2 separate regions of the Homo sapiens genome follow, and region 1 is linked to region 2. Evidence: read pairs that join two places in POLR2A ChIA-PET (ENCODE). Cell type or tissue: PC-3. All regions are shown on one strand. Links, peaks and the distances in the headings refer to the core of each region. The heading gives the core; the rest is flanking DNA. Region 1 overlaps CLMP (CXADR like cell adhesion molecule). Region 2 overlaps CLMP (CXADR like cell adhesion molecule).

Evidence for each region. Peaks named below come from ENCODE experiments on the same cell type or tissue, not always from the same donor. Only the 100,000 strongest peaks of a DNase experiment are listed, where the experiment ranks them.
Region 1: POLR2A ChIA-PET joins it to region 2 with 6 read pairs; 5 of 35 experiments call an interaction of 5 or more read pairs at or near these places.

The regions. Positions count from the first base shown.
Region 1 is chr11:123,171,310-123,175,702 of GRCh38, reverse strand. All of the region lies in intron 1 of CLMP (CXADR like cell adhesion molecule), which reads left to right. Among named protein-coding and RNA genes, the nearest start is that of CLMP, 22 kb to the left of the region's middle. In PC-3, for the core only: no CTCF peak of the experiment used is centred there; DNase peaks (open chromatin) are centred at 752 and 2,152; H3K27ac peaks cover 3,802 bases.
Region 2 is chr11:123,088,619-123,093,011 of GRCh38, reverse strand. All of the region lies in intron 2 of CLMP (CXADR like cell adhesion molecule), which reads left to right. Among named protein-coding and RNA genes, the nearest start is that of HSPA8, 29 kb to the right of the region's middle. In PC-3, for the core only: no CTCF peak of the experiment used is centred there; no DNase peak of the experiment used is centred there.

The DNA of each region.
Region 1 (4,393 bases), core at 197-4,196, 83 kb before region 2:
AATGCCTCAAATAAATAATAATTGAGCCAAAGCTAAAATACTTCAAACTGTATTTTTGCATAAAAGATAAAGGAAAAGCAAGCTGGGCGTGGTGACTCACACCTGTAGTCCCAACTACTCAGGAGGCTGAGGAGGGAGGATCTCTTGAGCCCGTCAGCCTGGGTGATATAGTGAGACCTTGTGATATTCTTTGGCTCTGTGTCCTCACTCAAATCTCATCTCAATTTGTAATCCCCACCTGTCAAGGGAGGGACCCGTAATCCCCACATGTTGAGGGAGGAAGGTGACTGGATCATGGGGTGGTTCCCCCCATGCTGTTCTCATGATAGTGAGTGAGTTCTCGTGAGATCTGTTGGTCTTATAAGTGTTTAGAAGTTCCTTCTTTGCTCTTCTCTCTCTTGCTGCCTTGTGAAGGTGTCTGCTTCCCCTTCCACCGTGATTATTAGTTTCCTGAGGCCTCCCCAGCTACGCAGAACTGTCAATTAAACCTTTCTTTATAAATTACCCAGTCTCAGGGAAGTTCTTTATAGCAGTGTGAAAATGGACTAATACACCCCGTCTCTTAAAAAAAATTTTTTTTAATAAGTCAGGCATGGTGGTGCAGGCCCACAGTCCCGGCTACTAGAGAGACAGAGGCAGGAGGATCACTTGATCTCAGGAGTTTAAGGCTGCACCAAACCGTGATTGCATCACCATACTCCAGCTGGCGTGACAGAACGAGATCTTGTCTCTAAAACACCAAAGAAAAGCTACCACTTTTGCAATAGAGAGCCCCTTTCCCCTCTTTCCTTGCCTCTGCTTCCAAAATACAGGCATTAACATTCCACTAGTATGTTTCACAATGAGCACACACCAGATGGCTTTAATCCAGGGAAGGAATGCTGGGTTGAGTAACAGGGTGATGAATTAAATAACCCTTAGATAACCATTTAAAAAATCCTAAGTGCTTCCTAATTTCTAGATTAAAGAAAATTCATGGGGCCTTAAAAAAGAGAGAATATAAAGGACATTAGGTTGCCACCTCTAGACAGAAGGGCCTTTAGAAGATGGATAGACCAGCAAGGTCAGCCATTGCAAAAGTCTCCCCAGAGACCAGACACATCTTCCAAAGGAGGAAGGAGGCAGCAAGTGGGCAAGTGGGAGGCTCTTTTATTTATTTTTTCAGTGCTTAACAAAACAACTCAAGGAGACCCAATGTCAGGCCTAGATATGAAATATTATATTTTGGGAGATAGAGCTTTAGTGTCCAGATGGAAGAGAAGCTGGATTCAGGATAGGATGTCGCCTAGTCCAGATGATCTTTGCCTATGCCATCCCTTCCCATTAACCATCTTGTTTCCCTGAATAAGAAGGAAGGAAACAATCAGAATTTCCTATTATACATAGTATGAAACAGAACACTTTTAAGCTATTTCCTGTTCCCAAAAGAACTGATGTGGAGGGAGATATGAGGTAGCACAGTGCAGTAGAAGGAGCATGTAATTACGTGTAGGAAGAGCTTGCTCTGAAGGACAATGTCTTGGCCTCTATGTAAGGTGGAAAGGTTAAGGTTAAACTTAAGAAGTTTAAATTTCTAAGCCTGGAATTTTTATTTTTTGTTTTATTAAAAAAAATTTTTTTTGAAACAGGGTCCCACCTGTTGCCCAGGCTGGAATGCAGTAGCGAGATCACAGCTCACTGCTGCCTCAACTTCCCAGACTCAGGTGGTCCTCCCACCTCAGCCTCCCAAGTAGCTGGGACTACAGGTATGCACCACCATGCCCAGCTAATTTTTTGGATTTCTTGTAGAGATGAGATTTCACCATATTGCCCAGGCTGGTCTCGAACTCCTGAGCTCAAGCGATCCACCCACTTTGATCTCCCAAACTGTTGAGATTACAGGTCTGATCCACAGCACTCAGCCCAGGCCTGGAATTTTTTTTTGATGTGGTGAAGGAGTGCGGCATCCTGGACAGAGCTGTTATTTATCAGCTCTGTGATCTTAGGCAAGTCACTTATTCCTGAGCTTCAGTTTCCTCATCTGCAAAACAAGGACACTAACTCCCATTTTACAGAGGAGGATGAGGCTCTTAGAGGTTAAGAAATGTGGCCAAAGTCACAAACTAGTATATACCTTATTGCCAAGCCTGTGCTCTTTTCCTTAATCACCCCAAACCTCAAGATGAGATCATATGCATTAAAATATTTTGTAATGAGCCAGGCACTATGCAGTCATTCCCTTGTGGTTATTACACGCAGACTTCCATCTGGCATGTATAAAAAGGAATGTCGGCCCACATCTACATGTGTCCATGAATGCATTCATGTAAGACTGTGTGTTACAAATAGAAGTCACTTTGTGGTCTGACTGGCTTGAGAATACTTTTGGAATAACAGGATAGAACAGGGACTCTCCAAGAAAACCCAGGCTATGTGCTGGCTCCAGCCATAAAACAGTCTCATATCATGGGAAATTACACATGCTGTCATATCAGCACTGCAGCTGGCACTGGCTTGTTCCCAACAGGGGATCTTACCTACCATCCTGTCCCAGAACCGAGCTCTTTGTAAGAGATTAAAGCAAACCATATCTGCTTTTACTAATAATTGTTCTAGAGAAGTCTAGGAAAAGAGGATGTTAACCTTGAGAGTGAAGCTCTGGGTTTGTATCTAAGGGTGCAAGGTGTGACATCTCATGCATCCTGAAAAGGTGTCATGCAAAATGGTGACAAGGAAAATACTATGGCCCTTATAGAAACATCCCTCTGGAAGTGCTCATACATTATTAGTGGGGTGCAAACAGCACAAACCTCTTTAAAAAACATTTAAAAGTCAGCTTCAGGAATTTTAAAACCATTCATAGCCTTGGCCCAATAATTCCATTGTTAGAAATCTATGCTAAGGACATAATAAAATACAATGTAAAAAAATGTTTATTGGCTGGATGTGGTGGCTCACACCTGTAATCCTAGCACTTTGGGAGGCCAAGGCAGGTGGATCACTTGAGCCCAAGAGTTTGAGACCAGCCTGGGCAACACGGCTAAAACCTGTCTCTACAAAATAATTAACAAAAAATTAGCCAAGTATAGTGGCTCACGACTATAGTCCCAGCTACATGGGAGGCCGAGATGGGAGGATCACCTGAGCTCAAGAGGTTGAGGCTGCAGTGAGCCAAGGTGGTGCCATTGCACTACAGCCTGGATGACTGAGAGAGGCCCTGTCTAAAAAAAAGCAAATAAATAAACAATAAAAGTTTATTGCAACATAAACACTGGCACAAATTAACATCTCAAAATAAGAAAGTGGCTAAGTAGGCTGGGTGCGGTGGCTCAAGCCTGTAATCCCAGCACTTAGGGAGATCGAGGCAGGTGGATCACAAGGTCAGGAGATCGAGACCATCCTGGCTAACATAGTGAAACACCGTCTCTACTAAAAACACAAAAAATTAGCCAGGCGTGGTGGTGGGTGCCTGTAGTCTCAGCTACTCGGGAGGCTGAGGCAGGAGAATCACTTGACCCCAGGAGGCACCTGGGCAACAGAGCGAGACTCCATCTCAAGAAAAATAAAATAGAAAGAAAGTGGCTAAGTAAATTAGGATTCATGAATCTATATAATCAAATATAACACTGCTCGTAAAACAGATGACAAAGAAATTTTATGACTTGGATAAATGCTCATAATATAATGTTGAGTAAAAAAAAAATACAGAATTGTATATACAGTATAGTAAAATCTCTACAGTGAATATGTATAAATGCTTAGAAAACAGCCTGGAAGGAAATCTGCACTGAAATGTTAAGAGCCAACACAGATGATTGTTATTTTCTTCATTATTTTTGTCCTTATTATCCAAGTTTTGTATAACAAGTATGTATAACTTCTATTTTTAAAGTATTACTTTAAACATCTAAATGTCTAAGTGCCACTCGTCCTTAAATGGCTTTCTCTCTTGCTTGAATTAGTACGACAGTCTTCCAACAGGCCGAGCGCGGTGGCTCATGCCTGCAATCCCAGCACTTTGGGAGACCGAGGAAGGCGGATCGCTTGAGGCCAGGAGTTCGAGACCAGCCTGGCCAACATGGTGAAACCCTGTCTCTACTAAAAAACAAAAATTGGCCGGCTGTGTTGGCACGCACCTGTTAATCCCAGCTACTCGGAAGGCTGAGGCAAGGGAATTGCTTGAACCCAAGAGGTGGAAGTCGCAGTGAGCTAAGATCACACCACTGCACTCCAGCCTGGGTGACAGAGCTAGACTCCGTCTCAAAAAAAAAAAAAAGAAAAGAAAAGAAAAGAAAAAAAAAAATCTTAGGGAATAGTCTCCCAAATACCCTCCCTTCTCCAGTCCCACTCCCTTTCCAGCCTGCTGTCTCCAAGGTTACCTTCTGTGGACTCTAAGGGACCAGCTAGCCCTTAG
Region 2 (4,393 bases), core at 90-4,089:
CGCTTGAACCTGGGATGAGGAGGTTGCAGTGAGCAGAGATCATACCGCTGCACTCCAGCCTGGGCGACAGCATGAGACAACATCTCAAAAAAAAAAAAAAAAAAGTGTGTGTCAGGCCAGGCACAGTGGCTCACACCTGTAATCTCAGCACTTTGGGAGGCCGAGGTGGGCAGATCACGAGGTCAGGAGCTCAAGGGCAGCTTGACCAATATGGTGAAACCCCATCTCTACTAAAAATACAAAAAAATTAGCCGGGCATGGTGGCACACACATGTAGTTCCAGCTACTTGGGAGGCTGAGGCAGAAGAATCACTTGAACCCAGGAGGCGAAGGTTGCAGGGAGCTGAGATTGCATCACTGTACTCCAGCCTGGGCAAAAGAGAGAGTCTCTGTCTCAAAAAAGAAAAGAAAAATGTGGCCAGGCACAGTGGCTCACGCCTGTAATCCCAGCACTTTGGGAGGCCAAGGCGGGTGGATCACAAGGTCAAGAGTTCAAGACCAACCTGGCCAATATGGTGACACCCAGTCTCTACTAAAAATACAAAAATTAGCCGGGCGTGGTGGTGTGTGCCTGTAGTCCCAGCTACTCGAGAGGCTGAGGCAGAAGAATCGCTTGAACCCGGGAGGTGGAGGTTGCAGTGGGCCAAGATTGTGCCACTGCACTCCAACCTGGGCGACAGAGCTAGGCTCCGTCTCAAAAAGAAAAAAAAGTGTGTGTCTTTGTGTGTGTGTGTGTGTGTGTGGAGACAAGATTTTAGGGAAAGCGAGGAAAAGCAGATGGAGTCAGACCTACCTGAACGTACTGTGCACTATGGTAGCAGTATGCCCCAAACACCACAGGTTGAAGCAGGGAGTCACCATTCTAACTGGGGAGTCGAGAAAGGCTATATACAGAAAGTGGTCCTTGAGCTTGATCTTGAGGCCTTATATAGGTGTTGTTGAGGCAAAAATAGAAGAGGAAAAGGCATTTCAGAAAGAAAAAACTGTGTAATCAAAGCCGAGATCTATCAGAAGACACTATTCAGAATCAAGAAACATCAGGTTTGGGGACAACGAGATTCAGAGATGTGAGGGCAGGAGTCAAAAATGAGGCATGGTCCAGACTGCGCTGGCATAGGTGTAACCTTCAGAAGCCAAGCCTTCATCAGTGTGCACAGGTGATGGGAAACAGATTTTCAGCCAGGTGAGCTTTGCTACACAAACGTGTGGAATTGTAGCAGGCTGTTTCTCCCTAACAATCACACAGATGGGCCTGCATGACAGTCACACAGACAGGCCTGCACAGCACTCCAGTTACACAGACAAATTTCCACAGCACTGCCTTAACACTGAGCAAATAATTAAACCTAGGGAAATCGGTGCCCAGACATCAAAGCTAGAAATATAAACATATGGTCAGTAGGAGACGTGCATAGGCTTCTCCCTATCCTGGAGCAAGTCAAAATAACGGAGACAGTCTCACATTCCTAGTGCCAGGACCTGTCTTGGGTTGTCGAAATCTGAGACAGTCAAGGTAACAGAGGCAGTTGTTTGAATAGATTTATTGGAAAGTCTAAGCAGCTCTTCAGACCAAGCTGTACATGAGATAAGATAGGAATAATCACTCCGGATGGGCACGGTGGCTCATGCCTGTAATCCCAGCACTTTGGGAGACTGAGGTGGGCAGGTCGCTTAAGGTCAGGGGTTTGAGACCAGCTTGGCCAAACTGGTGAAACCCCATCTCTACTAAAACTACAAAAATTAGCTGGACGTGGTGGCATGCGCCTGTGGTCCCAGCTACACGGGAGGCTGAGGCAGGAGAATCGCTTGAACGCAGGAGGCAAAGGTTGCAGTGAGCCAAGATTGTGGCACTGCACTCCAGCCTGGGTGACAGAATGAAACTCTGTCTCAAAAAAGAAAGAAAGGAAACAAAGAAAGAGAGAGAGAGAGAAAGAAAGAAGGAAAAGAATCACTCCAGTACCACAGTAGATAGGCCTTGAAGATACTGGGACCCTCGCAGTTTAATCAGACTTAGCAAGCATTTTTTGGCCTCTGACCTTCTAGTTGAAACAAAATAGTTACTTATAGACTTAGGCAAATGCTATACTGCACATAGGCACATAACCACAACCTATATAAGCACTAAGAAAATTGTACACTTTTGAGTTGGTCTGGTGGAATTATCTTCAACCTTCTCCCTGTATCCAGTTACAGTGATAAATTCCCTTCTTTCCCAGTTTGTCTGCTTCTCGTTATTGGGCCATGAGAAAATGCAACCGGACCCAGCTCTTTCTGGGAACAGAATGATTAGTATTCTTTGCGTATTGGGCTGAACAATTTTTAAAACCTTAGGGGCCTTCTTGAACCCAGAACCAGGCTAATAAAAATGATAATGCTAACACTTGAGTGCTTACTATCTCATTCCCACAAAAACCCTATGAAGTAACGCAGCCCCCTTTTATAGTTCAGGATCTTAAGGCTTAGAAAGAATAAGTGATCAGAGACAGGCACACAGCTGTCAGTGGAGAGGCTTCCGTTTGGAGATCATTTGACTTCCCAGCCAGCAATCCCAATCACTGCGGCCTGGCACAGTGTTTTTTCTTTTTTTTTTTGAGACAGAGTCTCGCTCTGTTGCCAGGTTGGAGTGCAGTGACACAATCTCGGCTCACCGCAACCTCCACCTCCTGAGTACCTGGGAGTACAGGTGCATGCCACCACGCCCAGCTATTTTTTTTTTTTTTTTGTATTTTAGTGGAGATGGGGGTTTCGCAATGTTGGCCAGGCTGGTCTCAATCTCCTGACCTCGTGATCCACCCACCTTGGCCTCCCAAAGTGCTGAGATTAGAGGTGTAAGCCACCATGCCCAGCCTAGCGTTTTTTCAAAATCTGTATCACAACCAGTTAGTGGATCCTAAATGATAAGAAATTTTTTTTTTTTTCTTTGAGACAGAGTTTCACTCTTGTTGCCCAGGCTGGAGTGCAATGGCGTGATCTTGGATCACTGCAACCTCCGCCTCCCAGGTTCTCCTGCCTAAGCCTCCCGAGTAGCTGGGATTACAGGCATGCACCACCACGCCCAGCTAATTTTGTATTTTCAATAAAGATGGGTTTCTCCATGTTGGTCAAGCTGGTCTCGAACTCCCGACCTCGGGTGATCTGCCCGCCTTGGTCTCCCAAAATGCTGAGATTACAGGTGTGAGCCACCGCGCCCAGCCTTGTTTTGTTTCTTTTTCTTTTTCTTTTTTTTTTTTTTTTTGAGATGGAGACTCGCTCTGTCGCCCAGGCTGGAGTGCAGTGGTGCGATCTTGGCTCACTGCAAGCTCCGCCTCCTGGGTTCATGCCATTCTCCTGCCTCAGCCTCCCGAGTAGCTGGAACTACGGGCGCCCGCCACCACACCCAGCTAATATTTTGGCTAATTTTTTGTATTTTTAGTAGAGACGGGGTTTCACCGTGTTAGCCAGGATGGTCTTGATCTCCTGACCTTGTGATCCGCCCGCCTCGGCCTCCCAAAGTGCTGGGATTACAGGCATGAGCCACTGCACCTGGTCATTTTGTTTTCTTTTAACATAGACTAGACAATATCAGAGCATACTGCACATATACTCATGAAACTTATGTTTCAGTATATATGTGTATGCTGTGTCATGAAGAAAAATGTGTTTCTTTTTTTTTTGACTGAAGTGCAGTGGCATGATCTCGGCTCACTGCAAACTTCGTCTCCTGGGCTCAAGCAATTCTCCTGCCTCAGCCACCTGAGTAGCTGGGACTACAGGCATGCGCCACCATGCCCGGCTAATTTTTGTAATTTTAGTAGAGATGGGGTTTCACCACGTTGGCCAAGCTCGTCTGGAACTCCTGGCTTCAAGTGATCTGCCTGCCTTGGCCTCCCAAAGTGCTGGGATTACAGGCATGAGCCCCGGGCGAGAAAAATGTATTTCTTAATGTGAGTCTGTTGAAAACAGTTTGAAAGTGCTTGCTGTACTGTTCTAGCGTCCAAAGCAGCCTGACTCTACTTTGGACCACAGCTACTAAGATTCTTCAAATTCAAATATATATTTCAAGACGAAGGCATCTCTGGATGCTAACCCAAATACTAAAATAAACAAGCAGCTGGGCGCCATGGCTCACGCCTGGAATCCCAGCACTTTGGGAAGCTAAGGCGGGTGGATCACCTGAGGTCAGGAGTTCGAGACCAGCCTGACCAACATGGTAAAACCCCGTCTCTACTAAAAATACAAAATTAGCTGGTGTGGTGGTGAATGCCTGTAATCCCGGCTACTTGAGAGGCTGAGACAGGAGAATCGCTTGAACCCAGGAGGCGGAGGTTGCAATGAGTGGAGATTACGCCACTGCACTCCAGCCTGGGCAACAAGAGTGAAACTCCATCTCAAAAATAAATAAATAAAATAAACA